3 separate regions of the Homo sapiens genome follow, and all the other regions are linked to region 1. A link is a loop called in an ENCODE intact Hi-C map of the cell type or tissue named here. Cell type or tissue: PC-9. All regions are shown on one strand. Each heading gives the region's core, and the rest is flanking DNA. Links, peaks and the distances in the headings are about the cores only.

Region 1 (10,508 bases), core at 2,947-7,946:
GCTCTTCTATTCCTTTTAAAAAATGTTACTCAGAAACAGTAGACCATAGTATGCATTTTGAGACGCCTGTTTGCAATCACATTTCCTTTTATGCAACTATTTTGAAGCTTGTTTACAGGCGCTACCTAGAAAGCTAAGATGGTATAGCTAACACCTGCACAAAACCTTTCCCACGCTTCATCCTAAAGGATGTGCTTCCCTTTCTTCCTTGCATTATGGTAACTTGTGAGAATGGTGCACTGTCCTTACTTGTCTGACAGTGCCTCAGGTGCAAGGAACATTCCAGATTATCCCTACGGCTCCTACCAAGATAAATGACTAATTAAGTTGGCACCTCCCCTCCTGTCTCTCTGGGGGTCAGGCTGCCCCTGGTTGCTCCAGGCAACAGGATGGGCCAGAGAGTCCCATAACAGGGAAGCAAAAGCAATAGCTTAGTGAAACAGGGATGGTGACTCATCTCTCATTTCAGAGATTGATGTATTTGTTCACTTAGCAAATATCAGTGGAGGTCAAAAATATGCCCAACACTGTGCTAGGCACCAGGCACACAACAGTGCTGCATGGACCCTACCTCCCTGGAGCTCAACGTCCACACTAGTCAAACAACCTTCCAAATATACAACTACACACTGTGGGAAATTAATATGTTTGCAACATTCAACTGGCCGAGTCCATTACCAAGAAAAACAATAATAGGAGAGATAATGAATAGTCTCAATGTCAGACAATTGCAAATGCACACAGAATCCAGATAAGGGGCCAATTGGCCATGACTCCTCCCATTAGTCCTTTTCATGTGCCTTTGAGGCTGCCTCCAAGGAAGTCCAGACTCTTTCCTTCTCAACGTGTTTTGAGTGGTAGTCTTTTGCCATAGCTCATTTGCAAATATCTCTTTTCATAGCTGCATAAGTACGTGATAAAGTAAGTGTTGTAAAATCTTGATGGTAGAATCAGAGTTAAGGGTCAGCAAACCTTTTCTTAAAAGGCCAGACAGTAAGTATCTCCCACATTTTGCAGGCCGTATGGTCTCTGTTGCAACCACACAACTCTGCAGTTGCATCATGAAAGCCGCCGTAGACAATTCATAAACAAATAGGCCTGGCTGTTTCCAGTGAGATTCTATTTATGGACACTTCTATTTGAATTTCATATAATATTCACATGCCACAAAATATCATTCTTCTATAGATTTCTTTTCTTCAACCACTTAAAAACCATTTAAGAATCATTCTTGGTTTGCAGACCATACAAAAGTAGGAGGTGGGCGGGATTTGGCCGATGGACCATAGTTTGCCTGTCCATGATCCGGGTGGTGGGGATGTGGGTATTCTTTCAATTCTTTGAGGTATTTGAAATTTTCCATATAAAATGTTGGGAAATTGTCTTTTCTAAGTCAATGGCTTGTCTTTTAGCTTTGTTTTGATGTTTCATTATTTAAAAATAATTTTTGGGGGGAGCATGCTATTTATTTGTAGCCAGCTAAACTTGCCAACCTTTTCCTTTGTGGTTTGTGATTTTGTATCTTGCTAAGGAATCTTTCCTACCCTGGCATCACCTAGCTATGCTCCTATATTTTCTGTAATCCAGCTGGAATTTACCTGTGTGTGTAATGAGAGCTCAGAGCAGAACCGTCCCATTTCCACGAGGACACTCAGTCACCCTGTGCCCTTCGTTACTGGTAGGTCCTTTCCTGCTGATTGGGAAGTTTGTCTCAGCCACCTGCCGGGTGCTCTGCATGGATAGATGTGACTCTGGACTGTCTCCCTGTCCCTTTGTCCATCGCTGGGACACTTCTCTTTGTTCCTCTCCTCACCGGGGATGGCGACAGCCTTCCTGCCTCTGGTCAGGAGTTCTCATGGTCTGCCCTGAGAGGGTCTCAGGTCTTTAGGTCTCAGATAGGCTTCAGGGAAGACCTTGGTTATGCAAAGCTTTTTGTATAGCATCACTTTGCTGCTGTATTAAGCTGACGTAGAGACTGTCCTGACTTTACTCTGTCTAACCAGTGCCCCTCCCCACCAGGGGCAAGGAGGAGGAAATAAAAGCAGGGATTGAGGTGAGAAAAGGAAGCTCTGGTCTTTCCACAGAAGAAAGCCACCAGGGAGCCCTCACCGCCCCCTTGCAGGCCATATGGAGCTGTGAGGGACTGTCCTGCACCTCCTGCCTCCCCCATGGAGGGTCCCAGGCGGGCTGCTTTCCTAGGGCCCCAGTCTCCTCGCCTGCGAAAGGGAGGGATGAGCCTGGGCTTCTTAGGTCTCAGAGCCCACCAGCATTCGGCCTGACTCATTGAGGACCGCCCCTTTCAGTCACTGACCTCCTCATAGTCTCCCCAGGGTTTCTCCTACCTCAAACCTCCCTCCTCAGGGCACAAAGCTGAGCATGACGGGCCTCTGTGGTGGGAGCGACCCTGTCTTTGGTTTCCTGGCCTCTCTGCCATCCCTTTGTCCTCTTGAATTCAAAGCCCTTCCTCCCATCCTCTCCTCACCCCTCAGTTTCTCCAGCAGCACCCACATTCTTTCAGTTTATCCCCTCTCCACTGCCCCCCAACTGAATGTGGACTCTCAGGGGATACAGGCAGGACCCTGATCTTGAGGTCCCAACTCTGCCATGAAAGTGCCCTGTAACCTGGGAGAGACCCTTCCCTTCTGCAGGCTTGTTTCTCCATTTTTCTCCTGGTAAAATAAATTTTTATCCAGAGGATGTAAAATTTCAGCCTACAATTCCAGCCCTGAAAAAGTCCTCATTGCAAACCTGAGCTCAGAGCAGCCCTCCTTTCCCCTCCTGCAATAGGCCTTCCCTTTCCAGACAAGCCCACTCTCTGCAGCCATTGGATACTGGGGAGGGAGCTGGGGGTAAATATGGACTCCCAGGATTGTCTTGGCCAGCCTCCTTCACCATCGCTGCATCCCCTTGGCTTGCACCTAAATTAAAACAGGTGTCTGAGCTCACGAAAACATCCTGGCAGAGTCCAGCTGTAACACAGGAAGGGAGGCAGCCACCTCCATGGCGGGGGGACACATCTCTTTATCCTGTTCCCTGCACCTTCCATTTAATTAGGCAGTGGGGTCTCTGTTGCCAAACCCAGCCCCTCCAACTGCCAGACTCATGGAAACTCTGCTTTGTAATCACAAAGAAAATATTAGAAGGGAGGGCCACTCACAGCCTGGGAGCTCCTGGGGGCTGGCTGCCACCTCCGCAGCTTAGCTCCCCATTCGAGGCACCCCATCCTCACTGGTTGCCTTCCCCTGAGCACCCGCATGGTCCCACCCCACATCTTGGTTCCCTAGTGGGGTGGTCATCCCCCACATGGGAGGGGATCTTCTCATAAGAGTTCTGGGACAGGGCCCAGCTAATCCTCTTCTTGGGTGGAATCAGAGGATTTGAGTCTTTGATGCAATTCTTTCTGGGAGGAGGAAGGGAGGGGAAGCTGTGCTGCTGAATGGGACAGAAAATAGCCCAAGCAGGCCCAGTGCAGACCCCAGAGGGGAGCACTGATGGATGACCCGGCCAGAGCAGGGGAGGGGACGCCTGCTCCTGGGGTTTTTTCAGTGTTAGACTCAGTAGTTTTCAAAAGATAGAAACTGGAAGAGTCGTTGAGGTGTGATTAAGACGGACCTGGATTCACTTCCTGCTGCACACGTAAGGAGTTGTAAGACTTTGGGGCCTGTGTTTTACCAGCATTAAGCCTCGGTTTTCTCATCCTTGAAGTGGGGATAAGAAGCATACCCCCCTTGCAGGGCTGCTGTGAGGGTTAGAATGAGAAAGCGCCACACAGGCTTTGTATAACATTATCATCACGTGTTAAATTTGGTTTCTCTTGACTTGTGTTTCCAACCTTACAGTAGGTACTCTGGGTGCCCTGCAAGGAACAATGAGAAGGGCATGCTTTTGAGATCCTCAAGAGGAAAAAGAGTGGAGTTGGCCCATGCAGGGATTAGACTTCAGTGGGTGGGTCCCCAGGCAGTGAGTGTTCTCACCCAGCTCCACCATGGCACAACTCCAGAAGGTATGGTCCTGGGAAGACTCGAGGAGGCTGGCGCTTGCTTGGCAGCTGCCTGCCTAGTGAAGACCCCATGCCCTTCATGCAGCCTAGAGGTGGGGAATGGCTGGGAGCCCGGGGATCTTAGGAGCTCACCCAGAACAGTACCTGATGGCCTGCCTCCAAGGCCCCTCCTTCAGTTCTGGAAACACATGAGATGCAGGAACCTAAAGTTCCCTAGTGGGGAGGGGATAAGGGATGGGATGGCAAGAATAACTGATAAAACTCCTCACCACACTGGAATGTTGAACCACAGACTCAGATTTAAGATGACGGGAATAAAGAAGTGTGTTTCTTATACATCTGCACTTAAGGACTCAGATTCCTGTTAGCACAGACAGAAAGTATTTATTAGCAAGCCCAGAACAGAGTAAATTTTCAGTACATGAGAGCGATTCTCAGGGTTCCTCTGCAGAATGGGATATCACAGTGTTGATGTGAGGGGTAAGGAAGCTGTTTATTTATTTTCAGTACTTGGAACAGCCTGGCACATAAATAGCATCATGGAAGTATTTGCTGTCAATCTTTAATTATTTAATTTCAGTTCACTTCCTCCTTGTACAGGAAGGGCTCAAGGACTGGAGGGCTGTTTTGCTGAGGTTGAACAAGGGCATGTGCTGAAGGACCTGTGGTGTTCCCACCACCACATTAGCAATGCCACTGTTCCAGATTAATCTACTGCATGGCACTGGTGGAGGGTCAGTAAGCATCTTTGGGCAGCTGCCCACATACCTGGGGGGCAGAAAGAATTCAGTGGAACTGGCGATGATTTTAAATAGGATGAATTTGTCCTCCAAGGTGGTCGTGGTTTGACCTCACGTTGGCTGGGGAGAGGGGGCAGAGAGTTTCGTATGCCTTTGCCATATGCTGTCATCTGTCAGTGCTCAGAGGGGGCAAGTGACCTGGGCCAGGTGGTGCCCTGAATCAGCACCAGCCAGGGTGAGACTTAGGATGATAAAGAGCACTGGAGGCGAGCGAGACACCACCCTGCCTGTCTGCAAAGATGCCGAGGAGTCCAAAGAGATGGCATTCAGGCGAAATGGAGACACAATCTGAGAATTAAAACCCTTAGAGTGAACCACAACCAGTTTGGAGCCTGGAGGGGAGCAGGTGTGGCAAGGGGACTAAGGTGTGAGCAGGTAGCATCTATATGTGAGTCAGGCTGCTAGGACAAAGCCAAGCTGGCGATTGTAAAAGAGGAGACCAGACGCAGGCAGGGCCAGCCCTTAGGAAACAGTCCTTACTCTCTCCTAGCTCTGCGCCCTGGGCCCCTCCAAGGCTCAGCTGACTCAGCCAAGTCTGTGTCCCTTCTTAGAGCCTAACTCTGTTCCTCAGCCCTCCCGCCCAGTGACACTTCGTAGGACTCATTGCCCAGGAATCCTGCTCAGTCATTGCATTGCCCGGCTCTGACCTGGGATTTCACAGATCAGTGACATTCAAAATGCAATATAATGGGACACCAGCATAAGAGGCCAACTGTTTCCTTTGCCAAGTAAGGTCATTTTCAAAACCTCATTATTCCCATTGTTCTATAAATAAGGGGATTCTTTTTTACTATCTGAATATTGGAAAGACATAACCTTGGAGTTGTCCTTGACGACCCTTCTCTCCCACCCACATCCAGGCTCTCAGCAGGCCCCAGCTGCTCTGCCTAGACTGCATCCAGGTTTGGTTGGGATGCTCTTTAAGAAAAAGAACGTCAAATGCCAAAAAGAAAATTAGACATGAGACTGAGTATTAGAGTAAGAAATCACAACACATCACAAATCACATTTTAAAAAGCTGGTGAAAACACAAACGTGACAAAATCCAGGAAAAAAAAACCTCACTATATTTCATTGTGTTCACTGATATGCCATTAAGACACTTTTTTCTTGTATTTTTGACTGCATAGTCTTTGATTCTTCTCTTCTTATGTCAATAATTTTGTGTTTCTTTAAATAGAGAGAATAGAAGGCCCGTTCTGTCTTCCTTTTGGGATTGGCCATGGCATTTTATTTTATATTATTGATCATTTGGAGAACTTTTCTGTCAGCTTCATAACTCATTGCTCTTAGGTAATGCAATTTTTAAGACTGATGCCAAATTTGGGAAACCGTCTATCAGATTCTCTTCCTATATGAGCTGTCAATGTATCGTGCGTTCATAATTGCATGCAAAGGATTATGGAGTGTATTCCAGATAGGAAAGAATTTTTTTTTGGCCAGACAGCGATGAGAACCAGATCCCCCACTTAGAAGTATACATAGCTGATGACAGCAAGAATTTTCCTTAGACAAGCTTCCTGCTCACTACATTCCAACCTTGTTTCTCCCCTACCAGGTTTGAATGTAATGAGCAGGAAGCCCGTCTAAGGAAAATTCTTCCTGATCTTTCTGATCCACAAACGTAATTTGGTTTTATCAAAAACTTCCTGCATTCTTCTTGCTTCTCTCACTCCGTTGCAGGCTGCAGTGAAAGCAGACTTCCTTGATGAGTCGGGGAAGTGGATGATATCCCCGAGACCCTGGTGGCTAACCCTGGCATGCTGTAGTATCTTTTCAAGATGATTGCCTTCAACAAGGGAGAAAAAAAATTCTTCCCTGTGGAATTCTGAGCACAAGGAAGACTGGCTGAGGGGAGAGTCCGTAGGGGGAGAGGCCTTGCAGGGCATGCCCACCGGCTTCCTGACCTGCCTGCCCCCACTGGCTCTGCCCTGGGCAACTCTGCCTGCTCCAGCCCTGCAGCCGAAAGGGCCACAGGGATTCACCCAAGAACTTGCCCCATGCCTGGATGAGAAGCCTCAGTGATCCCTGATGATGTGGCCATGAGTTCAGGTACAGTCTCTCTCCACCTCCACCCCCAAATTTTGGAGAGTGATTTCCAGGTCTCTTCTTTTCTCTAAAAAGTAATAATAAGGCATTCTCGCTTGGGGAAAAAATGATTAAATTTCAAATTACTCTGCTTGCCAGATAAGATTGAAATCTCTGCATCCCAGCAGGCCGGAGACCTGTTTTGCACACAGGAAGCTCCAACAGCAACTTATTTGCCACGTAGCGGGTTGACTGAAATGGAGCAGCGTGTTTAAAACTGCATTAAGGGCGGCAAACACGGTAATGAGGGCATTTGTTATACTGTAAGGAGGTTTCCAGAACATGGAAATTACCAACATGGCGATTATGATTGTGAACTCGGTGAGGGAAATCAAATCCATCCACCGCCCCTCTTCTCCTCCCATTAAAAGGCAGAGAGTGAATAGGAACAAGAGGCCTTTCAGGGTCTTTGGGAGGGAGGAGTCCTGGAAAGTTATTAAACACTTTAATAATGCGGGGAGTTGTGGCTTCAGCTCAGGTTTATGGGGGCTTTGATCAAATCCAGCCTCACAGCAGGGCCTGGTTCCCCAGGGAGACCCAGGGGAGAAAAACCACAAGGCAGGAAAAGGCTGGCTGAGACCAGCCTCAGATTTCAAAGCTCCGTGCAGAGGACGTATTGTAACTGGCTGGTGGTTCCAGTTTTCTTCCAAATGGCTTGAGGGCAGGGCCCAGTGTCTCTTTGCCATTCAGACTTGTCACCAAACTCAGACTGGAAGCAAGTGTGTGTTTGTGTTTGTGTGTGTGTGTGTGTGTGTGCATATGTGCAGAGGATATGCCAAAATCTAATGATGGGTATACATTGTTGACAGTTATGTACAGACAGGCCTGTGTGTGGTGTCCCCGCTCATACTTGAAAAGGCATCATTCCCAGAGTTGGTAAGATTGACATCTAATCACCACAGCCACTCAGCTTAATGTACTTAGCACCTTTGAGCCTCAGTTTCCCCATCTGTAACCTTACATCCCTTCCTCAGGAAAGCTTTCCTGATCACTCACACTAGTTGAGGTCCCCTGACAGCAATCCTGCATCTCCTTTAAATGGCATTTCTCACTCACACCCATCTTTCCTGAGCAGCAGCAAGCTCTGTGAGGCCAGCACCCACACAGGACCAGCCCTCAGTATATATTTAAGTCCCCCATCTCAAAAAGCTACTTTTATTCAAAAAAAATTAATTTTAGGCTGGAGAGAGTCTGTTTTAGTGAATTGATAACCACAGTAAGCATTGATGACAGCGCAGACATGATGGCACTTTTCGTTATGCCCCTGTACTTTGCATCAGGACTGGAGCCCTCTAACATTTACAGGGCCAGGAGCAAGAAGGTAAGTAGACATCCCAGCCCATGCTGGCTCCACCCCACTTTCATGCCTGTGGATATTCCCATCTATAGTCCATCTCCCCTGACAAACAACCACCCCTCGAGCCACCCCTTGGGCCCAGGGCCTGCAGTCATTGGTGGTGTGGTCAGACCTCAGGGAGACAGATATAGAAGAAGACTCGCTCAGGCCCAGGAAGCATGATTTGGGGGTCCTGGACTCCAGCTTGTGATCTAGAAGGAAAAGCCATCAGCTTGGAGTGAGCAGGGCCCCCTTACCCATGGATTCGTGGTCCCCTTCCCTAGTGCACTTCTATGCAGTGCAATGATGATCTTTACTTCCCCTTTATCTGTATATCCTGTGGACTCCTTCCCCACAGGGTGCAGAGTGGCCAGAGGTGGCCCTGGCTCCCCTTTTACCCATGGATCCTATGGACCCCTTACCGCCAAGGTGCGGTGTGGCCAGAGGTGGCCCTGGCTCCTGTTGCCCAGGTCTCAGGGTGGTGCAGACTTGAGCACAGGGAAAGACACCACTCCTTCCGCATCATTCAATCTGAAAATGGACTGTGGAGCCTAGCAGCTTCATATTGGTCGGTCATCCCTTTGGATTGAACATTGGCCCTACAAAACTTCTCTTTTCAAATGCAACTCTCTCTTGCTGTCCTCCCCATCCCTCTTTTCCCATGCAGGGAGTGGGACAATATACCAGGCCCATTTCTGGCATTGAGGATGGAACCGGGGCAGATGGGAGGTAAAGAAAAAGGAGAAAACGTGTTTTTTGTTTTTTGTTTTTTGTTTTTTTTTTGCTAACTCTGAGTTGAGCGTTTCAGGAGTGGCTTGGGTTGCCAGCATTGGGGAGTGTGACGGAGCCAATGGGCCATGAAATTTCAGAGCATCTTGTGGTTGAAGTGGAGGGGCACACCAGGAAGGGGCAGCCACTCTGCAGTTTCACTCAGATCCTGGCTGAGACCCCAGCCCTCACCTCCGGGAGCCTGCAGTTGTGAAGATACGTTCTTTCTAAATGTGTCTCTATATCTAGGCACATCTAAATATGCTTAGCATTTGACCTGCACATAACGAGAGCTCAAAAAATGCCTACTAAATAAAGAAATAAACAAATGCAAGCGTGAGGCCAAGGCCGGCTCCCAGCATTGCTGACCCTCAGCCCACCATGTGTCTCATCTTCTAGGCAGGGCTTATGTTCCAAACCAGCCTGGCATCCTCACATGTGGGACCCTCGGCCACAACCCAGCTTCCTGTTGTAAAGATAAAAGGCTATTTAACATTTCCTGTAAATTGCACTTAGGCTCCGGATCAAAGGGTCCCGCTGGGACTGCTATTTCAAACCTCAGTTCTCTTAGTGAGGAGCTCCCCGAGCCAGGGCGGTCGATACTGACAGAGGGAAGCCTCTGCTGCCTGTGGGGGTGCTCAGGCAGACATACTAGGCCCTTGCCCCCAGGGGCTTATCCCAAGGGGTTGGTCACCCCATGTCCATTAGAAGTGCAGATCAGGAAAGGAGGGTCTCTGAAGGCCATCACTCAGGTGTCAGGGAATGAAGGCAGCCAGAGCGGCAGTGAAGGACACACAGCATGCTGCCCAGGAGCAGTCCTTGAGTTGCAAACCACAGAACAGCTTGGGACTGGATGAGGCAGGGTCCTTGCTGGAGAGATGGCAGGAAACTCACAGGAGGGCCCGTGGCTGAGAACCAATCTGAGAAACAGAATGAGAGCCAAGCCAGGCTGGTCCTGGAGCTCCTGGCTAGGGAAGCTGTGGAGAAGGATGTTCTTGGACCTGCCCCTACACTCCTGCTTCTCACTGGGCTCCAGTGGCAAAGCCCTGGGAGGGGTGGGAGCTGGGCTCAGCTTGGGGCCTGGGCCTGCCCCTAGCTGGGGTGAGCAGCCCCTCCCTCGAGAGCCCCTCCGAGCCTGCACCAGAGGGAGAGCCTGGGGGCATCGGGCAAGGAGGGTGTTCTCTGGGCAGCGAGGAGATCAGCATGGGCAGGACTCAGGCAGGGCCTCTTGCTGGGGGCTTGGCCTCTTGCTGGGCACTTGGTGTCTTGAGACGGGCTCCAAATGGTAAAAAGCATAAGCACCTCCTCCTTTATGGTTTTATGAGCAAATGTGTGATTTCCCCCACTGTTGTTTTGGAGACTGTTGAAAGCCTGCTTCCATGTAACCCAACACAGCCAGCTTTTCACTACTTTACCCCTCTCCAAGTCTTTTTTCACCTTCTCTTTCCCCTGGAAAAGTGGAACAAATTAGGCAGGCAGGTGATGGGATTTTATGCACCCAAGTAGGCCAAAATAG
Region 2 (10,508 bases), core at 1,828-6,827, 610 kb after region 1:
TTTTTCAGTGGACAGAGTTAGGAAAAATAAAATGAGCTCATAATTATAGAATCTGTTCAAATTTAACATCCGGGTGGGTTTTTATTCATTTTCTTAAAACTGTAATACTTGAGTCTCTTTTACATAGAGAATCTTGTTTCCTAATATATTCTTATTTACTAGTTTATTTTTTTAATATACATAAACTTCCTTCAAAATTACCATATCATTACTATTTATCATAAACCTACTAGGTAAAGCTTAAGACATCATTGTAGTTTTATTTGTCCTTAAAATATATCCCACCACAGATGTATAGTTAGGGTATTTTTTTCAAAATTATTTGAATAGGTTTTTGGTCGTGTGTGTGTGTGTGTGTGTGTGTGTGTGTGTGTGTGTTGGTGTTTTTGTTTGTTTTGCTCTGTGGTTAAGCTCTCTAATTTACAATTAGGTTTATTTGTTTCTCTTCGTGCACAATTTGGGGAGGGTTTCTTTTTCCTATTTTTTAAATTTGATTTAATTTTTTGAACATGTAAATCATGTACAAATTATGTACAAATGATTCAAAACACAAAACTATATTTAAAATCCTATTTGGAGACATTTCATTCCCATGCTAATTCCCTCCCATCCTCCTCCATTAGTTTCCAGTTTATTCTTCCTGTATTCCTTTACGTGTGTGTTATTCATGTGAGTACATACATAAATACATACTGTGGTTGCCTCTTCTTTCTTACAGAATTCATGAAAGAATTTACCTGTATGACTGCATTATATGAGGTACAGAAAGAAACAAATGTAATCACTAGTGATAGAAATTAGAACAATGGTTGCCCTTGGGTATTGACTGGAAAGGAGCCAAGGGAACTTTCAGGAGCAATGGAGATGTTTTATGTCTTGATGTGGGCAATGATTACACAAGTTATATCTTTGTCAGAATTCTTCAAACTCCACACTTGAGACCTGCATATTTTGCTGTGTGAAAAGTACATCTCAATTAAAAAGACAATAAATTAAAAGAACATATATAAAGAGCTCCTAAAATATCAATAAGAGGATAATAAGTATCCTGGAAAAATGTGCAAAGACTATGAACAAACAACTCATTAATGATGAAACATGCATGTCCAACAAACAAATGAAGAAAGATGTTCAGCTTCACAAGTAAGCTGGGAAATGCATGCTCAAACATTAAGATTTTATTTTTACCTATCAGGTGGGCAAAAGTTAGAAAAGATTAATAATATCAAATGCTGACAAGAATTCAGAGAAATAATAACTTTCATGTACTATCAATTGGTGGAGGTTATTGAAAGGCAATTTGGCAGTGCCTATCAAAATTTAAAACTGCATGCCCTTTGATACTGCAATCTGACTTCTAGAAACCTATACAAAAGAAGTTATTTAAACTATGGTATTTCTGTACCATAGAATGAAGTGGATCTATATACACCAATATGAAAGGACCTATAAGTGAACAAAAGCAAAATGCAGAATAATATATAGCATAGCACAATCCCATTTATATTATTATAAAACCTAAGTGTATACAGCTACATACATACCTATATAAGTATTCAGAGAGTGCACAGGAAAAATGTACCTTAAGTATTGATAGGGTTACTTTGGGGACGGGGGGATGTGAGGGTGTTTGGTAAAGCAGAAGTTTCTCATATTGTATTGTATATTTTTAGTATTGCTTTTATTAAGTCGGTGCACATGTAATTGCAGTTTTTGCCATTACTTTTCATGGCAAAAGTTGAGCACACAGTATTACTTTTAATGGCAAAAGTTGAGCCCACGGTATTACTTTTAATGGCAACAATCACAATTACATTTGCACCAGTTTAATACAATAAGAGTGTTCCAGCTGGGCACAGTAGTTTACGCCTGTAATCCCAGCACTCTGGGAGGCTGAAGCAGGTGGATCACTTGGGCCCAGGAGTTCGAGAGCAGCCTGGGCAAGTTGGCAAGACCCCATCTCTACAAAAAACTGAAAAATTAGCTGGGAGTGGTGGTCTGTGCCACCACTGTAGTCTCAACTATTCAGGAGGCTGAAGTGGGAGGATTGCTTGAGCCCAGGAGGTCAAGACTACATTGAGCCAAGACTGCACCACTGCACCCTGCCTGGGTGACAGAGGGAGAACCCAGCCTCAAAAAAAACAAAAAAATAAAATAGTGTTCCTGCATTCTTGGTGTAATTTTAAAAACAAACAAAAAAGGTTTTCGGCAGTCTCTAATGCTAAGGATTTGTTAAGGAATCACTAAACACGGTTAGTGCTTAATAGATGTCCAGCATCATGGGACGGGGTGAAGGAACCTAAAGAAGTGGGTCCCATTCAAATCCCTGTACATTTACCTCACCATGATCATGAGGTATGAATCATTCTACATACAGTCACTGCTGTCATCCAACATGCACTTGAAAACATTTGACAAACATTTAAGTGCATAAGGACAGGGTCTCACTCTGTTACCTAGGCTAGAGAGCAGTGGTGCAATCATGGCTCACTGCAGCCTTGACCTCCTGGATGCACGCAATCCTCCTGTCCTGGCCTCCCAAAGTGCTGGGATTACAGGCATGAGCCACCATGCCCTGCCCATTCAAATGTATTCTTATGTGTGTGGCAGGGATAGGGAATCTTTTCCTGAAAGTTAGTAAATAACATGGGTTAACCCCTTATCCAGAACGCTGGGAACCGATGTGTGCTGAAAATCAGAAATATGATGTTAGTAGGTGCCACTGTGCAAAATCTGTATGTTACACAATACTCCTAGCATTCTGGGGAAGCACCTTGCAATCAACACACAACATTTCCACAGCAAAATGCATGAATATTTCTACTGAATATAAACACTACAAATAGTCACAGGTCAGTTCAGTTCCAGTTCTGCTGCCACGTGAGTTTGTGCCAAATTGACAAAATAAATTTTTGGTTTTGAGAACTCTTGGGATCTTGGAATTGTGGATAAGGGCAAGACCCCTCACTAGGCCTTTCCTTTTAAAAGCCATTTCTGATTGCATAATGCTCTTTCATTTCAGTCTGTCCTGTCATAGTTGAGCACACAGTGGATGAACCCAAGTCAAGGGAGCAGAGCGGTGCTGTCCCAGAGGCCTGGCCTTAGTCATGTGGAGTGATTTCCATCTTTGGACTAACTGTATCATGAATAGGAAGGCTAATTGAGGGCATGGGCTGGGTAAGATGGCGCCTTGGGAAAGGACACCACACCAGGGTCAGTGTGTGCTGAGTGCAAAACGTGGCTTTTGGTAGCCAGGTAACTGCCTTTTGTAGGGATGGGTACACGCACTGCTGTCAGCCAGCTCTGGCTAATTCTAACTGGATTTACAGAGCCCCACCGGGCTGGCTTGATGAGTCCCTGAATTAAAAACACCTGAGTGCCTGGTACCTGAGGTCTGTTTTGCACATACAAGAAGCATGGGAAAAGGTGTGTGCTTGACATACGCTCCTGGACTCCAGAGTAGAAGACCAGGAGAGAAGAGGAGGTCAGAGGTCATTTGCACTTCCCTGCCAGCCGGGTGGATGGAATCCGCCTATTTCCACAGGGGACCTGGTTTGAGGATTTGAGGAAAGTTCCGATCACCAGCATTTGGCCTCTTTCTGTTTTTGTCTCACTTCCAGGACCTGATGCAGGAAGCACACTATGACATGGTCACATGCAGACACACGTGGTGCAGGATGGACTAACCTCAAGCTCCACTGAAACCCTGGCTCCCGGCCGACCAGCCGTGGCCAGTGACCACGTGCAGTCTCCGATCTTCATTTGTGCGTCGATGTGGGGAAATTCAAAGTCAGCATGTGAAAGTCAGCTCTAGGGCATCAGGATTTAATGCGCAAAATTTTGCAAAATTTCGCAAAATATTTCACACGAGAGGGGGGTTTGAGTTGACGCTACCCACGTGGGTGGCGGCCTGGGTTGGTGGTGCCCCCTGGTGGCTGGCAGGAGCAAACGCAAATCTCCTCTGTAGAGAAGTGTTTTGTCTGATTTATCAAAGAGAACAAACAAACAAAACACTCAAAAGGCCGGTGCGGTGGCTCACGCCTGTAATCCCAGCACTTTGGGAGGCCGAGGCGGGCGGATCACGAGGTCAGGAGTTCAAGACCAAGCAATGAGTCACCATTAGCAAGAGTGCAGATGCAGAGCCAACAAGCAACAGATTGAAACCAGGATGTCTTAATGTAAATGCTATAAACATTTCGGACCAAAATCCTTTACTGTGGGGATGCTTAGCAGCAGCCCTGGTTTCTACCCACAAGATGCCAGTAGCATCTCCACTGCCACCTCCAGTCAATGCCACCAAAACTGTCTCTAGACATTGCCAAATGTCCCCTAGAGGAAAAAACTGCCCCCAGCTGAAAAACACTGATTTAGATCGTCAAAGACTTCAAATAATACAATAATCAGATAGGTTATAAAATAACAAGGTATTAAAAAAGTAAATGATGGAATAGAAACAAAGGATCGAGGAATAAGGGACAACAAAATGTACAGGCAGATGTTTATAAAAGGATCAAGTAGAACTTCTGGAAAAGAAAAAAAGAAATCTTTGAAATTAAAAATTAAATGGATGTGCTTGACACACAGATAAAGAAAGAATTAATGAATGAGAAGAGAGATTTGAAGAAATTACCACAAATGCATCAGGGAAGCCAAAGAATGGAAAATTTGAGAGACAGGTTAAAAGACAAGGAAAATATGAGAATGGTTAAGCTATGATTAATCTGTGCTCCCTCAAAAAAGTAAAAAGACAGTGGGAAAGAGGCCATATTCGGAGAGATAATGCCTGAGACTTTCCAGACCCACATATGCAGGAAAACTGAAAGATTCCAGGCAGGATGAAAGTGCAGGTTGTTGTGAGTTGCATGTATTAACAGAAAAGTTGAGGACTGGCTTGGGTGTGGTGACTCCCTCCTGTAATCCCAGCACTTTGGGAGGCCAAGGCAGGTGGATCATTTGAGGTCAGGAGTTCGAGACCAGCCTGGCCAACATGGTGAAAACACATCTCTACTAAAAATACAAAAATTATCTGGGCATGGTGGCATGTGCCTGTAATCCCAGCTGCTCCAGAGGCTAAGGCAGGAGAATTGCTTGAACCTGGGAGGTGGAGGCTGCAGTGAGCCAAGATTGTGCCATTGTACTCCAGCCTGGGTGACAGAGACTCCATCTCAAAAAAAGAAAAAGAAAAAGAAAAGAAAAGTTGAAGACTGAGCCTCCAGGGTTCCTCATTGAGACTGAGGCACAAATTCAACCCAGGGATCCATGGGAGGGCCACCCTGGCATCAACAGCAGGGGCCATGGAGTCCTCAAAGGGAGAAATCACTGTGGACAGCTGGCCAGAGCACAGCCTTGAAGGATGGGCTTGTCCAATGATGAATCAAGAGACCTTGGTCTGAGCCTTGTATTTTACAGGGCACCCAGGAGGTTCCCTGGGGATGGAATTTAGAAGGGTGAAGAGAGTGAAGAGGAAATGGGATGGTGTTCTAAGCAGGGAGGAAAGCATGGGCAAAGGTGTGGAAGCTAAACACTTCCTGAGCCAAAAGGGAGTCCTGTTGGGTCATACTGGGGAACACTCAGGGGAGTAATTAGAAACTGGATTGGATGAAGAAGGTAAGACCAGGCTAGGGAAGTCCCTTGAGAGAAAAGCAGAGGCTTTGGACTTGAAACTCGAGGCCAGGCATTGGCAACTATAGCCTGAGGGCCAAATCTGGCCCACTGCCTATTTTTATAAATAAAGTTTTATTGGAACAGAGCCACACTCATTCATTTGGTATCATCTATGGCTGTTTTTGAGCAACAAGAGTGGAGATGAGTAGTTGTGGCAGAGACCACATGGCCTGCAAAGCCTATAATATTTATCCTCTGGCCCTTTACAGAAAATGCTTGCTGGCCACTGCTGTAGGTGGGCACAGCCAGTCAATGAGGCTTTTCAGCAGCCACCAAGATGGTAAAGACAAGCCTAGCAGTGGCTGAAGGACAGGGTGTATTCTAAGAGGAAGGAGAAAAGTGCCTAACTTCTATTGAGTTCCTGCCCTATGATTTTCCTTCACCCACATTATCATTGTTACTTCTCCTAACCACCCTGCCCAGAAGCTGTTACTATCTCCATTTCAGAGATGAGGAAAATGGGGTCCGGAGAGGTTAAGTGACTTACTCAAGGTTACCCAGTGCTTCAGGGCAGAACTGAGATTTAATTTCAAGTCGGTCAGATTCCAAAGTCAACGTTCTTCCCACCACACCTCATTGCCTTTCAGGGCACTGAATATCCCAGGTGGGAGGGGACAGCCCCAAGTCAATGAATTGGCTACTGTGTGTCACAGCCTGCAACAGTCCAAACTGGGGAGATGGTACGTGTTTCACTTCCCTGAGAACAAATGTAGAGGCCAAGTCTGATCTGCAGAGGGGACTTCTGCCCAGGGTTCTTCCAGCAATTGCTCTCAACTTGTTCAAACATGGACTCCACCCTGTCCCCTCCACCCCATGCCTCCGGAGGCACTGGCTCTGCCAGGAATGCATATCGTTCCATCTTCCCCCAGCCTCATCTCACAGCCAGATGCTAAAGGCAGTTGGGAGATACCATCTCCCCATCTACAAAACACACACACACACACACACACACACACACACACACAAGGGTTGGAAGGCCTGCATGGTGTCACCCACAAGAGATGACCCAGTTGATTTGCAGTGAAATTGCAACACAGCCTCTGCTTCCACCCCAGCTGATCCTAAGCCCTGGAGCAGAGGGGAGCTGGCCTTGTTTCCACCCCTAGCCTGGCTCCTGTTCCTCTCGTGACTAATTCAGATCCTCATCTGACAGCCACCCATGACCACTTCATCCAGAGAGGCCCCAACAGACCTGCTTCTTGGTTTTGCGGTCAAACTGGTTCTTGAAACTTCCCCAGAGGTCCAGCAGGGTTTACTCTGTCTGTGGGGAACTGTAACTGGCTGCCCCTTGGGGTTGAGCTGGTTGAGGACTTGAGAAACCATGAGAAGGAGGTCAGGAAAGTACAACTTCTACCTGAGACCTTGGTTATCTGTATGGTGTGTAAGACAATAGGAATCCACCCAGTAGATCCCAATGGATGGGTCTGTTCCTTATCAGCTCCCCATTGGCCCAGAAGCCAGGCCAGATAAGCCTCTGACCCCAGTGTTTCTATCAGGAAATGAACACAAATATAGGCAGACAACCTCCCCAGAGTAGGTGGGAGGAACCCTGTGACCCCCTAGGCTCATTGGCTGGCTCTAACGAGCAATTGCTACACCCTCCTACTCTCTTGCCTTGGGAAACAGTTAGAGTTACCTGTCAGCTCCAGGGGAGACTAGACCCACACCTACTCATGAGCTGGGGTGTAGCTCTTCTGGATGCAGAGGGAGAGGACAGAATGAGAGACACCTGCCCATGCTACCCACCAGCCTTCCTCAGACATGGTTGCCAGCTCCTTGTCACAGCCCCACTTTGTTCTGCTGTGACCACAGTGTGTGCTCACATAGGAGAGTAGAAGGAAAAAGACCAAGAGAGGATAAGGCAAACAAGATTTCATGAGCATCTATTATGTGCCAAGCTCAAAGCTGGGCACACACAAGCATCATCATTTTTTTTCCTTATGCAGTGACACATCCATGATTTTTTAGACTCTGCGTGTGCATCATTAAGACACAGCATAACATAAACGTGAAAGGCAGCTGCAGAGACAGCCCTTCCTAGATCCCTGCTCTGCTGCTAACTATCTGCGTGGTCGCAGTTTACACATCTATCACATAGGAACTAAACAATAATAATTATTTCATACGGTAATTACAACGATTGAATGAGGTCATTTATATAAAGTACTTGGAATAATGCCTGACACATTGAGAATAAAATAGTAGTGTTAATTGTGATTTTTTTTTTATCATTACCCTCTTTTACAGCTGAGGAAATCAGACAGGGCTAGTGACCTATGTAAGGTCACACAGCTAGAAAACCGCAACACAATTAGCCAGGCATGGTGGTGCACGCCTGTGGTCCCAGCTGCACCAGAGGCTGGGGTGGGAGGATCCCTCGAGCCCGAGAGGTGGAGGCTGCAGTGAGCCATGATCTTGCCACTGCACTCCAACCTAGGTGACAGAGCGAGATCCTATCCAAAAACCAGCCAAACAAAAGAGAAATGGCAACACTGGTATTCATATCCGGGTCCATCTGATACCACTACTCCCCATTCAAAGATTTTAGTCCTTAAGGGTCAAGTTAAGAAGAGAAGCTCTGGAGTCCTTGAGCCCCAGAGCAAGGCCCCTGCAAAGGCAGCTGCCAGAGACTATGGCAGTCCCCAAAGAAGGGAGAGAGTCATCTTGATAAAGTCATGGGGGTAAGGCACTCTAGAAGGGCCTTGGGACTTCTCAGTAGTCCCAGGGCAATGGCTCTGGAAGAAAGCCATTTCCAGAGGTTGCCCATCCATGAAGACCAGCCAATGATTATGCCGAAAACACTCAGGGAGACAGCTCAGCAAGGCCAGTGGGTGGTGAAGGGCAAAGTCAGTGGGTGGTGAAAGGACCCCTGACCACAGATAAACATAAAACCCCACTGCCCAACACCAGAGCAGATGCATGACTAGCACCCACCTGTAAATGGTGGTAGCTGAGCATTGTATCACTCAAGACCAAAGTGGCAGAAGCCACTTCTGGTGAAGCATCCTTCCGTGGCAAGCCCACATCTAGACACAAAGTGGGCCAGGTGTCTGGAACCTAAGGGGAGCTTCCCAGCTCCCTGAGTATCCATTTTTCCAGCTGTGAAATGCAGATGATCAGACCCAGCTTCCAGGGCAGTTCTGAAGACTAAGGTTGGGTATACACAAGACAGAGTAGAAGGTAAGGTACAGAGTGTGATTAGCTTTCCTCCATGCATATCAGGGTGCTGGTAAGGTGTACTTGTGACCCTCTGCTCACCACTGTGCTCCTAATGCTCCTGCCCAAACCTGCTTCCCATTCCTTCAGAGAACTGGCTTCAAGATGGGCTTCTTCTGAGCTTCTCTCAATGTGACCCCCACACCTAATGGAGAATAAAACTGCAACTTGAATATCCCTGGACAGGTGTAGCTGATAGTTTTGTCTCCATGTTCTGGGGACCAATAAACATAAAAACCCTGACTTCCTCCAAAGATACTGAGTTTTCCATCATCAGTAGGTTAAAGGCAGAGGCCAGCACCACTTAGAGAAGAGACTGCAAAAGGGATTCATTCATTGAATAGAAGCCTTCAAAATCCACAAGGGTCGTCCTGAGCCTCTGATGCCCTGTGGTTGGACTTCATAACTACTTGGAAGGCAGAGCTCAAAGCCTTCTTGATAGAGGGCTTTCTGCCTATTGAAGGTATTTATGGGCACACAAGTTCAAAGCCAGTACAATATTGGCATGCAAGAATGAGAGAAGAATGAGGAGACAGGGTAGGAGTAGGGTGCCCCCATGGCCCAGCAGACCTTTCTGCGAAAAGGGCTTGCTCACTTCTTGAAATTCCTGAAACTCCACCTCTACAGCCCCAGAAGGCTGAGCTGTGATAAAATCTACCCTCTCCCAAGGCCTGAGGCACACCAGGTATCCAGGAGGGAGATGAACTCACACTCACTTCCAGAAACATCTTAAGATTCCACGATGGTTGCTCTGAAAATCTGTTGGAGGCTCAGAAAGGCACCAAGGCCGCTCTTTGGAAGACAAGCAGACAGCAGCGAAGGGAACCAAATCCTCAATGACTCTGGGGACTGGAGCCTTTGAAAAGAGATGGTTTAATGAAAAGGTGCTGTCAAGAGCTAGCCGCCTAGAAGGCAGCTAGTCCTCGGCTGGCTGCTTTTTCCCTGTTGCCTCCCTTCTCGCTTAGTCAGGAGCTCCTGCTCAGCCCTGCAGACCCCCAGACCTCAGTGCCTGAGAATTAATCCTTGCTGGTTTGGACAAGAAGGAGCCATAGCCCTCAAATGCACAGGCCTCCTTGATGCCTGGAGACTGTCCTGTTACCCAGCCTGTGGCCCTGGGTTCTAGACCTGTTGTCCCTGCCGACGCTCCATCTGCCACTTCCCCAGCCAGGTGGTGACCATGGCAACCGTGGCTTGGAGAAGACAATGCAGCCACAGATGGTTTTCTACAGATGGGTCAAGTGCACAAAGTTATTCATTGTTTGGCCAAGGGGACTTCTAGCTTAGAATTAGAATGCACCTCTAGGGAGGACTTAACCTTGACAAGTAATTTCTTATTTAATTTTCAACACTCCTTTGATATGGGTACTATTATGATTCCCATTTTAGAGACAGGGAAACTGTGAAGGAATTTGTCCTTGGTCACACAGCTAGGAAGTGACAGAGCAAGGATTTGAACCCAGATTGGTATTATTACCAATTATTATTACCAATCTGGGTTCAAATCCTTGAATCCAGTTCAAATCCTTGAATCTGACAATAGATAGATTGGCTTTAGAGTCAAGCTCACACACTTTCCTCCTTGCCCGGAGCTCCCTAATGCTGACACACTGTCTTGGAGCACCCTCTAG
Region 3 (10,508 bases), core at 3,708-8,707, 58 kb before region 1:
CCCCACTAACTTCCCTGGAATTGGGAAGCCTAGGGAGGAATGGCTTGGTAGGGGTGTGGGAGGCTGGAGCTCCTTGGAAGTACTAGAGAGATGTGTTCAGAGCTCAGGGCGGGGCAGATTCAAGGATGAGGGGCCTGAGGAGCTCACGGACTGTCAGATAGGCAGTCAGGATGGGCTTGGTCCAAGGTCAGGGGTGTTTGCATAGTTCAACGATGTAGAGTTGAACTTTGTATAGTTCAATGTGCCTGGCACATAGTAGAAGCGCAAAAAAACATCTGTTGAAGAAAAGGATGAAGACCCAGGCCCGATATCAATCAGAGGACGATGCACCCTTCAGATGCTCCCTTTTATGGTTGAAGCCCGCTATTTCCCACTGAGGCATCAACTAGTAAAATGACATATTTTATCATCTTAACAATCCTTCAAAGCAAGTATTACTGTCCCCATTTCACAGATGTGCGGACTGAGGCTCAGGAAGTTTAGGTAACTTGCTCAAGGTGGCATGGTTCTGAGAAAGCAGAGCTGAGTTTCACAACCAGGTCTGGGGACCCCAAAGCCCGCCCTAGTGCCTTGGTCCCGCCCTCAGACCATGTCAGGGTAGGAGGGTCCTTGGAGACCAGCGCATGCCTCCTCTCGTTTGGGCACAGAGGGAGCTTAGCTTTGCAAGGTGGCATTGGGACGTACCCAAAGCCCACTGCCAGGGAGTGGCCCAGCCAGGACCACCAGAAAGTCTTTGGACTTCTAGCCCAGTGCTTCCTTGGGAGGCTTTTATTGGGAGGTAGAAGATACTGCACTGATGTTGGGATTTTGGTCCAGGTAGGGCCAGCCTGGGCTCAGCTGTGAATTAGATGAGAGTGTTTTTGGTCATGCACTCCTGCCACTTCTACTTTCCCACATCCTCCTTTTCCCTCAGAGCTCTCACCACCACCACCCCTGATCCCACGCACATCCTGCCTTCATGGTGCATCTGAATCAAAGACCCCTACTATGATGACCAGTGCTCCAACAATCTCTTCCCAAGCTACTGGGGAGAAGCGTCCGCTAAATGAATTCACAGAAAAAAAGCCAACAACTACAACATTATGTAGCAACCTCTATTTAACCAACAGCTCCAGAAGATTGTGGCACCTTACCCTCACAGAATAAAGCCCTGATAGCAGAACTTCGAACACCAGTAGGTTCCTGGAGACAAATGCTGGGATGGAGTCAATGGAGGGGAGATGTGCACTGCAGTCTGAAAAATCATAATATTGTAAAACCTCAAGCCGCCCGTGGCAATCTCTTTCTCCAAACTTAGGTTGGAATGAGCTTAAAGCATTTCCACAGTGGTCACCTGGCTTGGTTACCTCTACTGTCAGGGAGCTCACTACCTCACGAGGCAGTCCATTCTGTCTTGCCAAGCTGCTCACAGCTTCATTGTGTAATAGCTAGCATCGCCTGTTATTTCCCAGTACTCTACTGGTCTATCTGAGGGTGGCTGGCTGGGGTTGACTGTGCTCCAGCTGCAACAGGTGTGCATGTCTCCCTGTGACAGCACAGAGTCAGCCAGGCATCCTTACGCCGGAGCGCAAATATTTGTCGCCTCTCCATGGTGGCGGCAGTCGGCCTACCTTATTTTTCCACGTTGGAAGGATCCTATTATAGCAGGTCTTGTCTCGAGTTACATGTCAGAGTTCTCTGACATCAGGTTGTATTTAAAGGCTCAGCGCCGGGACTGTCCCCTGCCACACCCCACCAGCCTTGGCTGGCTTTATGTCCCCATTGGTTTCTTTTGGTCTCAATTGAGTGTTATGCACCATGAACGGTGGTGACACAGGTCTGTGACCTGGCCCTGCCCTGCAGTGGTACACAGCACTGTTTGGGAGAATATACCTGCAGCAGAGACACCAAACCAAGCAAGAACAAGTGAAGGTCATATAAAGCAACTCTGTAACTATCTTTTCATGGTGTTCAGCACACTCTATACTGGGGCCAATAAAGTTAAATCAAACAGAATTCAGTGCATCAAGATTTGGTATAGGCAATAGGTTCTGGGCTGGGTGGTGTGGCATGGAAGGGCAGATATCATGGGTTTTAAAGAGCAGTTAGAAGTAGTTATGCAAAGAGAAGTAGTTCAGCTGCTGTAACTGAAAGGCCAAAACAACAATGTCTTAAACACAACAGAAGTGTATTGCTCCCCCGATAACAGTATTAATTTAAGCAGTCCAGGGCTCCTACGGCAGTTTCATGGTTTTGGAGACCCAGGCCCCATCCACCTTGTTGCTCTGCCATTCTCAATCAACAACCTTCACCATACGGTTCAAAACGGCTGCTCTAGAGCCTGCCATCTCATCACTATTCTAACCTACAGGAAGAGGAAAAGTAGAAATTGAAGAAAAGTCATTCCCATTCAGGACAGGCTGACCCAGAACTGGTACGTGTGACTTCCAAACATATCTCATTGATAGAACTTCTTCTTGCAGCCACTTCTACCTCCACAAGGAGTCTGGGAAATGCAGTCTTAAGTTCTATCACTGAGGGGCATGCATGGGGAGAGTGCATTATCAGGGGTAACCAGCCAACTTTGCCACAGGGAGGAGCCAATCCCAGGCATCCAGAAGACTGGAATGAACTTGGCTTGGGCATGTGGGGATGAGGATCTGAGTCTGCAAGGAACTCGTATAGGGCATCTCAGAGGAAAACCCTAATGGAGAAGTGGTGGACTCAGGGTCTTAATTACTAGGCAGGGCTCCAGAGATGATAAGGGGACCTTGCTGAGCATGGAAGTGAACTCACAGAATTCTGCGCCTGAGCTTTGGTTTATAAATAGACCTGCTTCTGGTAGGTTGAAGTCTTTAAAATTGTACTCTCTTCTAAATTAGCCTGGGGGAGAGAGGTCAACAGGGGTTTGCAGCTTTAAAAAACCTTGTTAGTCCTTTTGCAACTCAGAGAGTTCTTTGGTCAAAGAAAGAGTTACTTGTCCATTGATCTTTTTTGTAAATCCCACATCTGGTACACCTTTTTGGGTACAAGATTATACACCTGTGTGATGACTTTTACTGCTGGGAAGGATCTGCTGGGGATATTTGTTATCTCATTTTATCCTTACATCAATGTTATGAGATCAGCGTATGATCCCTGTTTGAAAGACACAGAAACTGAGGCTTAGGGATTTGTCCAAGGTCACCCAACCCCTTTTGCAGTGAAGCTAAGCCTTTTGTCTCTTTCCACTGCAACTCTCAAGAAGCAATTGGCTATCTGTGGCAACATGTCCAAAAATATGGAACGGTAGAACACTAGACCTTCACATGGACCTATGAGAGAAAGAAACAAATCTGTGGTCAAATAAGACTGGGAAATGAGGCATGTTTATCTAACTCCTCTCGGAGATTCACAGAGCACAGGAGAATACTGATGGTTCTGATGAATCCTGCAGGCTTTAAGTCATTGTTGGTTTAAATCATTGTTTAAATGTCTCTCTCTGACAAGGTTCCTCCAGCTGAAAAGGGTAAGAGGTTGACGGCTAGGTGACTCCAGGTAAAGTCTTGGATTGTCTGACCAAGTTGCTTATCATCTCTGTTGGGGTTTTGGGGAAAGGATAAACAGCATTTTGGTACTTCTCCCACTTAGTTCAGAACAAATTGGGAGATTGCTGGAGGGGTCATTCAGATGAAGATCAAAATATCAGCACCTCTGACACGTGCTACTCAGACAGGGATGCTCGGGTCCCTGGGAGGATGGACTCAGCACATCTTCTGAGTCAGCTTGGCTTAGCCTTTTCCTCCCTGACGCAGAGCCAACAGGCTGATTGCAGGCCCACCCTCAGAGGCTGGGCCCAGGGCACCTCTCAGCAGGCAAGCAGATCCCCTGGGGGAAACTCAGAGCGGCAGAACTCCTTCACCCAAACTCACCATTCAGGTAAGTTGCTGCTTCTCCCAACATGCTCCCACCCCTGGTTTCCTTACTTGGCACATAGAATTAATGAAACCCATTCTTTCTGTCTACAAAGGTTGTTAGCGGGGTGCCACAAAAGGCAATGGGGAAATACACTGAAAAATATAAACTGTTAAATTACTTTATTCAGGTATCAGTTCTCATACTCTTCTTATAAGGCTGATAGTTATGTTAAATGATTGATTCATTGATTCATTCATTCATTCAACGAAGATCTCATTTGTGAAGCACAACCTAGGTGCTGGTAGACAAAGAACAGCACTTCTGCTCAAGGAGAAAGAAAACGTTGAACTCCTATAGCCCAAGCTCCTGTCTGCAGACGAGGAAGCAAAGTTCAAAACAATCAGGGCCTCCCCCGGCGGCTGGGTTGGCTGGGGCGACAGAGCCACCACTCACCCCCAACTATGTCATGCTCCGTCCCACCTCTGTGCCTTTGCTCACTCTGCCTGACACCTCAAAGGCCCTCTCCACGTCTCTCCCTCCACCCAAATTCTGCCTATTCTTAGAGACTAGCTCCAGACCCGTTTCCCTGATGAGCCATTATATATTTTGGTCCCCCTTTGCTCGGAACTCACTGAGCCCTTACTATCTGCTGTGCTCATCTTAGCACTTGATTTTCTCCAATGGTTTTATGGGGCTATGTGTCATCTCCTCACTTACTGCCCTCTGCCCTGTCTTGGGTGCAGGAGGGGTCAGGGAGGGCTGTTTGCTGATGGCCTGCTGATGGATTTAGCCAGCCAGGGAAGGTGGCAGGCTGACGAGGATCTCATTTTCCCCTCTCGCTGACATGTTCCTAATTCGGCCTTATGAGATTTTTCTGAGATGTCAGCTGTGCTGTTTGGAGCTGGGCTGCAAAAGGCAGTATGTCCAGTGGCAAGGGGAATGGCACGTGGGAAGGGCTTGGCAGAGGGCAGGGGTGTCTGCCGCCTTTCCCAGCCTCCAGCAGGGTCTCGGAATGTTCTGGCCCACTTTGGAGTCTTAAAAGGACATGTTGGGATAAAAAAAACACTTACAGAGATTTTTGGAATGTGGGCCACAGAGAGAACATAATAGAAGGCCAAGGCTAAGGTCCTCCAAGGAGAATCACACGAGACCTGAGGGGGCCTGGGGCCGGGTGCGTGAGGACACATTCTCATGGGATGCCATCTCATAATGAGTGCCAACAGGACAGCTGGCCCCAAAGTGGCATTCCCCAGAAATGACTGCACTGCACTGGGTTTTGTCTCTGTGGCCTGTGACAGACCACTACCCTGTGCCTCAGTTTTCTTGTCTGTAAAAAGGGACAATTGGACTTCATCAGAGGCCACACATTAGTCTCAGGTGCTTTCTTTTTAAATTTGAATTCTTTCTATATTTAAAATGGGAATGTTTTACATTATCATTGTATTTTCTGGCTGTTCTTAAAAAAAAAAAACAAAAACGAATGTCCAGAAATCCTGCGCCTGCTCAGCAATCATCTGTGTGGCAGTCATCCCCCAAGTCCTGGCTTTCCTTTCCCTTGATGTGACCTTGTGTTCCCCTTGGGCATTCAGGCTTGTCCCCAACCCTTGCCCTGGCCACACACTTCCTGGGGTTCCTTCCAGCGTGGGCATCTGTGGTTAGGAGTGGACAGTGGGACGGGAGCTCACTGGGACAAGCAGTGCCTAAGGGCCCGGGCCCTAGGTGCTTAGCACGGCGCCTTCACTACCCACTGAGTGACCCTGGGGAGCCACCTCCCCCGTGCTTTCATTTTCCTCATCTATTAAAAGAGGGAGGTGGTTGAAACCATCAATAAGATCCTTTCAAGCTCTCACTTTTGATTCAGGCAAAAATGCCATTTGCCTGAATGAAATGGAACTGTGATTTCAATGCTGTGGAATGTGGCCGTCCCAGCCCTTGAAAACTTCATGACAGAGAGTGAGAGAGAGAGGAAGGAAAAGAAGGAAAGGGGACCCTAGCTAGTAGTGAGGTCTGAGCAAGTATGTGGCTCAGGCCGACCTGCTGAGACTGCTGGTGGGGTTGAAAGAAGCAACCCAGTCTCCTGGAATTCCTTCCAGGTCAAGGTCTTGGAATGCCTCCAACCCCACCCTTTCCAGAAGCCCAGGGCTCTAGGTTAAAGCTGAGGGTGTACAAATCAAACATTCACAGGGGTGGAGGCACAGCCAAATTTTTGGTGTACTCCGTGCCAATGGAGACTTCCTAATAAGTAGCCAGACTGAGGGAGAGTGTTTGGTCATCACGTGAGCAGGAGGGGCCTGCCCTGGGTGTCAGGAGACTCTGCGGTCACTCCAGCTCTTTCCTAATTGCTATTATTTTATTTATTTGGACTTCAATATTATTGACACCTCAATATTATAAAATAAATATTATTTTATTTATTTGGACCTTATTTATTTCTCATTTGTCAAACGAGCTTGAAGCAAACAAGTAATCGAGTCAACCTGTTCTATCTGACTCCTAAGAGGAAAAACAGGAGAGAACAGAAGCCAAATTCTTGGAAAGAAATGAATGTCCCACCAGGTGGCTTGTGGCGTTTCTTGGGAGAGTCCTCTCTGTGGTTTCTGTATCACATTTTCTCCGGGACAGTCTCACTGGCTCAGTACCATTGGGGGCCTGCCTGGTTCAGCCCCAGCAGACAGAGGGCTCCTTACTAAGCCTTCCAATCAGAGGGGCGCCCGCAAGCAGACAGAGACCTGAAGAAATACACACCACTCAGGGACTCAGCACAACCCACACACTGCTAGCTCTGTGGTCTCCTTAACCTGTACAGCATCCTCCCTGCCTCGGGTACTGAAGAAGGTGGGCAAGATGTCCCCTAGCTGCTGGGGAGGACCCCCAGAATCTTGACAGGCCTTGGGAATAGAGCCCTCTTCTGCAGGCAGTCCTTGGGAAGCTGGACACAGTGAGCTACAGAAGAAGTTTAAAGATCTGTTAGAGGCACAGATGTATCTAAATTCACAGGCAGTACTGTGAAGAGGCCTAGAAGGATGCTGGATTTAGGGGCCTGGCTTTGAAGTCCTGTCCTGATGACAGGGTACTGGTGGCCCATGATTTCATTTTCCTGAAGCCCCAGTTTCTGTACCTGTGTAATGGGGAAACACGCCTGCTGGCCCCCGCACAGCATCGTTGTGAGAAGAGATGGAAGAAGGTAGCTTTCAGGCTGGTTGGATAACTGCTGCCAATGGGAGCATGGAGTTGAGCAGCTGAACTTTTTTTTTTTTTTTTTTCAGACGGTGCCTGTCAGTCTCATTCTTGTTGCCCAGGCTGGAGTGCAATGGTGCAATATCGGCTCACCACAACCTCCGCCTCCCAGGTTTAAGCGATTCTCCTGCCTCAGCCTCCCGAGTAGCTAGGATTACAGGCATGTGCCACCACGCCCAGCTAATTTTTTTTTTTTTTTTTTTTTTTTAGTTGAGATGGGGTTTCTCCAGGTTGGTCAGGCTGGTCTCAAACTCCCGACCTCAGGTGATCAGCCCGCCTCGGCCTCCCAAAGTGCTGGGATTACAGGCGTGAGCCACTGCGTGCCCGGCAGCAGATGAACTTTCAATCGGAGCAATGGTATGATGGAAATGCCTGGGTAGAAAGGGGCTGAGAATGGGGGAGGGAAAGAGAATTGGCTGGATGGAGCCCCTGCCCCATCTCTGTCCCAAGGAGGCTATCAGTAGGGGAAGTAAGAGCCAGGGCTCTGGGCTCTGGAACCAGGCTGGCCTAAGTTTACATCCAAGGTCCCGAGAAGCTACGTGGCCCCAGGCAAGCTGTTGTACCTCTTTCAGCTTTTATTGCCTCTCTGTAAAATGGGGACAATATTCAGACCTCACAGAGTAGTTTGCAAGCTTAACGTGAAAAGGGATAACATATATAAAATGTCTAGTGCAGAGTCAGCACATCATACATGTAGCTGCTGGTATTTTCAACAACGTTTTGCTGTGGCTCACTTCTTCCAAGCAGGTAGTTCTAGGCAGCCCCCAGCCTGAGGATGGGTCCTGGCCCACAGGGAGGATGTGAAATGCTTCCTGGCTGAGGCAAGAATGACTTCAGCATCGGGTTCTGCCCGTGGCTGGAGCTCTGTGCTGCTGCCCTGATGGCTTCCTTGGTGTTGGGGTATCTGTCCTGCCTTGACCCCTGGCCCTGGCATCCCTCATTCCTGACCTAACCTATTCCTTCTTGACTCCTGGGCCTTGCCTCAACCATCCCCTTTTCAGCCTGCCTTGGTGGTGAGTGAGAGGAACTTGGGATCCAAGGCCCTCAATACCCTAGCCTTGAAGGAATCCGTGGAGGCTTACCGGTCTGTATGAAGCCAGTCTAGGGCTCCCCGAGGTGGTGCCTGTCCTATATCCCCTAATTTCCACCCTACAGGCAGAAATGAACTCACAGCTGATTTCTTCCCACCTGAAATTGCTCCTGCAGGCAACCCTAACAGGATCACTTTGAATCCCTGTGAGCTGCTCCTATAGCATCATGACCAAGGGCACAGGTCAGCTCTGAAGCCAGACTGCCTGAGTTTAAAATCCCAAGCCCATGACAATCTAGCTGTGTAACCTTAGGTCAGTGATGAAATTTTTGTGCATCTCATTTTCCCCACCTATAAAGATTTACCACATAGAATTCTCATGTGAATTAAATGAGATAATACAGTTCTTGGCACATAGTACATGCTCAATATATTCATCGTTATTTTCACTCCATTCCTCTGCAAATATCCACCTTAGATTTATGTCCAAATCCCTTCCCACCATCCCATGTTGGTGCTTCTTGGAGGGCGTGGTGCTCCCATGAACTCTCAGTCCTTAGGCCTGAATTTGAAATGTCTGGAGACTGACCTGGAGAGAAAACGAAGGGTCTGAATAATTGAATGGGAGGGATCCACGAAGGCCAGAGAGTGCGCTGGGGCAGCTTGTCTCCTTCTCAACTGCATTCACTCACCTGGATTGAGAAAGCAGAGATGCTGCCAGCTTGGGTAGAATAAGACCTCATCCTAAGGTCCCTCCCTTTGGATACACCACTCTTTCTCTCTGCAAGAAAAGAGAGAGAAAAAAGGTGAATTAAGCACACATCTGAGCCAGGTATGAGCAAGAGGCTGTTTCCGGGACCCCTTCTCCCTCTGACAAGCATCTAAGTTTCTGAGTAAGGAATTGCCCCAAAGACCCCTTTCATGTGCTTAATCCCCTTCCTAACTCAGACCCCGTGTAACCAGAGATACATGTTCATGCATCACCTCTGTCCTCAAGTTTATATCAGTGGCTGCTTCTATCTGGTGAGAAGGTAGAGGGGAGGGGTGGCCTTCTTGTGAGGCTCCATGCCTCACAAGTGCGGCAGTGTGGAGAGGCTGAGCAGGCTCGGCAGGCCAGCAGCACCCTGGGATGGCAGGCCTGGCAGGGCTGGTGCCATGGCAGCTGGCTTCAGGCCCACATCTCCAGTGAAGGCCTCAGAAAGCTTCTGAGCCCACATGAGGTGACTGGACTGGCTGCAAGGAGCTGTGTGAGTAGGAATTGGCCAGGAAAAGTGAACCCCCATTGGGCAAATTCTGGTCCCAGGCCTGGCTGGATCTTGCTGTGGGTGAAAACTGACTCTCTGAGTCTGGGCTGCAGAGAGAGAAAGAGAGATCAGTGAGATGGAGCTTCCCCAAAGGCGTGCATGGCTTCATCACAGCAAATCCTCAGGACGCCCAGGGAGCGCTCACTTCCCTACAGCCTTGTTGACACAGAACATGACATCCTCCTTCTCTTCCTCCCTTTTCATCTTTGCCAAGGCCATATCATTGTTGTTTTACTTTGCGCTTGTTTGGTTTTTCCTGCAGTTGTAAGTATTTTTTCCAGGTTTCTTGGCCACTCCTGTGACTTCTGTGAATTGCTTGCTCATCGAGACTGACCTTTCTGTGCTTGTTTTTGCTTTCTCTTCCCTGGATGAAGTAGTTCCTGGCTGAATGATGACTAAGAATTGGGTGAGAATGTGAGCATCTTACCTTCCAATGAGGTTCCTAAGATGGAAGGAAATGGGCCAGTCAGCCTGAAATTCTGGGAGTACATGAGTCCCTACTCCCTACAGGAAGAGGGGAGGGATAGTTTTCCTTTGAGAGTTTTATTGGGAGATTGAATAACCACTACAAACAAGTATCATTGGCTGAGCCAAATGATTCTGGTGGTTTTTCTGATGCCTAGATTCCACGAAAGATGGGGAATTTGGAGGCCCAACTCAGATACGGCTCAGCTTCTAGACCTGAGCTCGGACCTGCCCTAGAATTAGGGTAGGGAGACTCAGAGTCAGGGAGGCAGAGGAAAAGCAGACTCTCTCTGCTCCTGGAGCAACTGTGACGACCCCTCCACCTGGAGCCTGGCACGCCCCCATCCCAGCTCCAGGCACAGCTGTGGCCCCCTGCACATTTGCTGTCCGTTTACCTTTCCCTTGAAGTTTTCCTGTTTCAGAAACGTGGACCACCACAGCTAGAGAGGTCCTTAAAGGTCTCCCGTAGTCAGGACAGGAGCTGAGCAAAAAGAGAAAAAGTGAGAACTAAGATGAGCTCACATCCATATGAGCACATTAATGCACTTGTGTGAAAAGTTAAATATATGCATGCAGTATATCTAAAAACAAAGTGA

What was found. A loop is a pair of places that touch in the nucleus more often than their neighbours do. Peaks named below come from ENCODE experiments on the same cell type or tissue, not always from the same donor. Only the 100,000 strongest peaks of a DNase experiment are listed, where the experiment ranks them.
Region 2: a loop joins it to region 1, with 4 times the contacts of the local background. A loop is called at or near these places in 3 of 110 quality-filtered maps.
Region 3: a loop joins it to region 1, with 3 times the contacts of the local background. A loop is called at or near these places in 2 of 110 quality-filtered maps.

Annotation. Positions count from the first base shown.
Region 1 is chr15:69,848,372-69,858,879 of GRCh38, forward strand. No RefSeq gene overlaps it. Among named protein-coding and RNA genes, the nearest start is that of LINC00593, 18 kb to the left of the region's middle. RefSeq lists enhancers at 1,698-2,213, 4,620-5,819. In PC-9, for the core only: no CTCF peak of the experiment used is centred there; DNase peaks (open chromatin) are centred at 4,280, 5,310 and 6,430; H3K27ac peaks cover 3,039 bases.
Region 2 is chr15:70,456,448-70,466,955 of GRCh38, forward strand. No RefSeq gene overlaps it. Among named protein-coding and RNA genes, the nearest start is that of LINC02205, 44 kb to the right of the region's middle. RefSeq lists enhancers at 3,622-3,691, 3,865-4,364, 6,406-6,485. In PC-9, for the core only: a CTCF peak has its summit at 3,916 (motif pointing left); DNase peaks (open chromatin) are centred at 4,034, 6,314 and 6,814; H3K27ac peaks cover 2,076 bases.
Region 3 is chr15:69,789,264-69,799,771 of GRCh38, forward strand. No RefSeq gene overlaps it. Among named protein-coding and RNA genes, the nearest start is that of LINC00593, 41 kb to the right of the region's middle. RefSeq lists enhancers at 5,032-5,534, 9,176-10,375. In PC-9, for the core only: no CTCF peak of the experiment used is centred there; a DNase peak (open chromatin) is centred at 5,948; H3K4me3 peaks cover 828 bases; H3K27ac peaks cover 2,180 bases.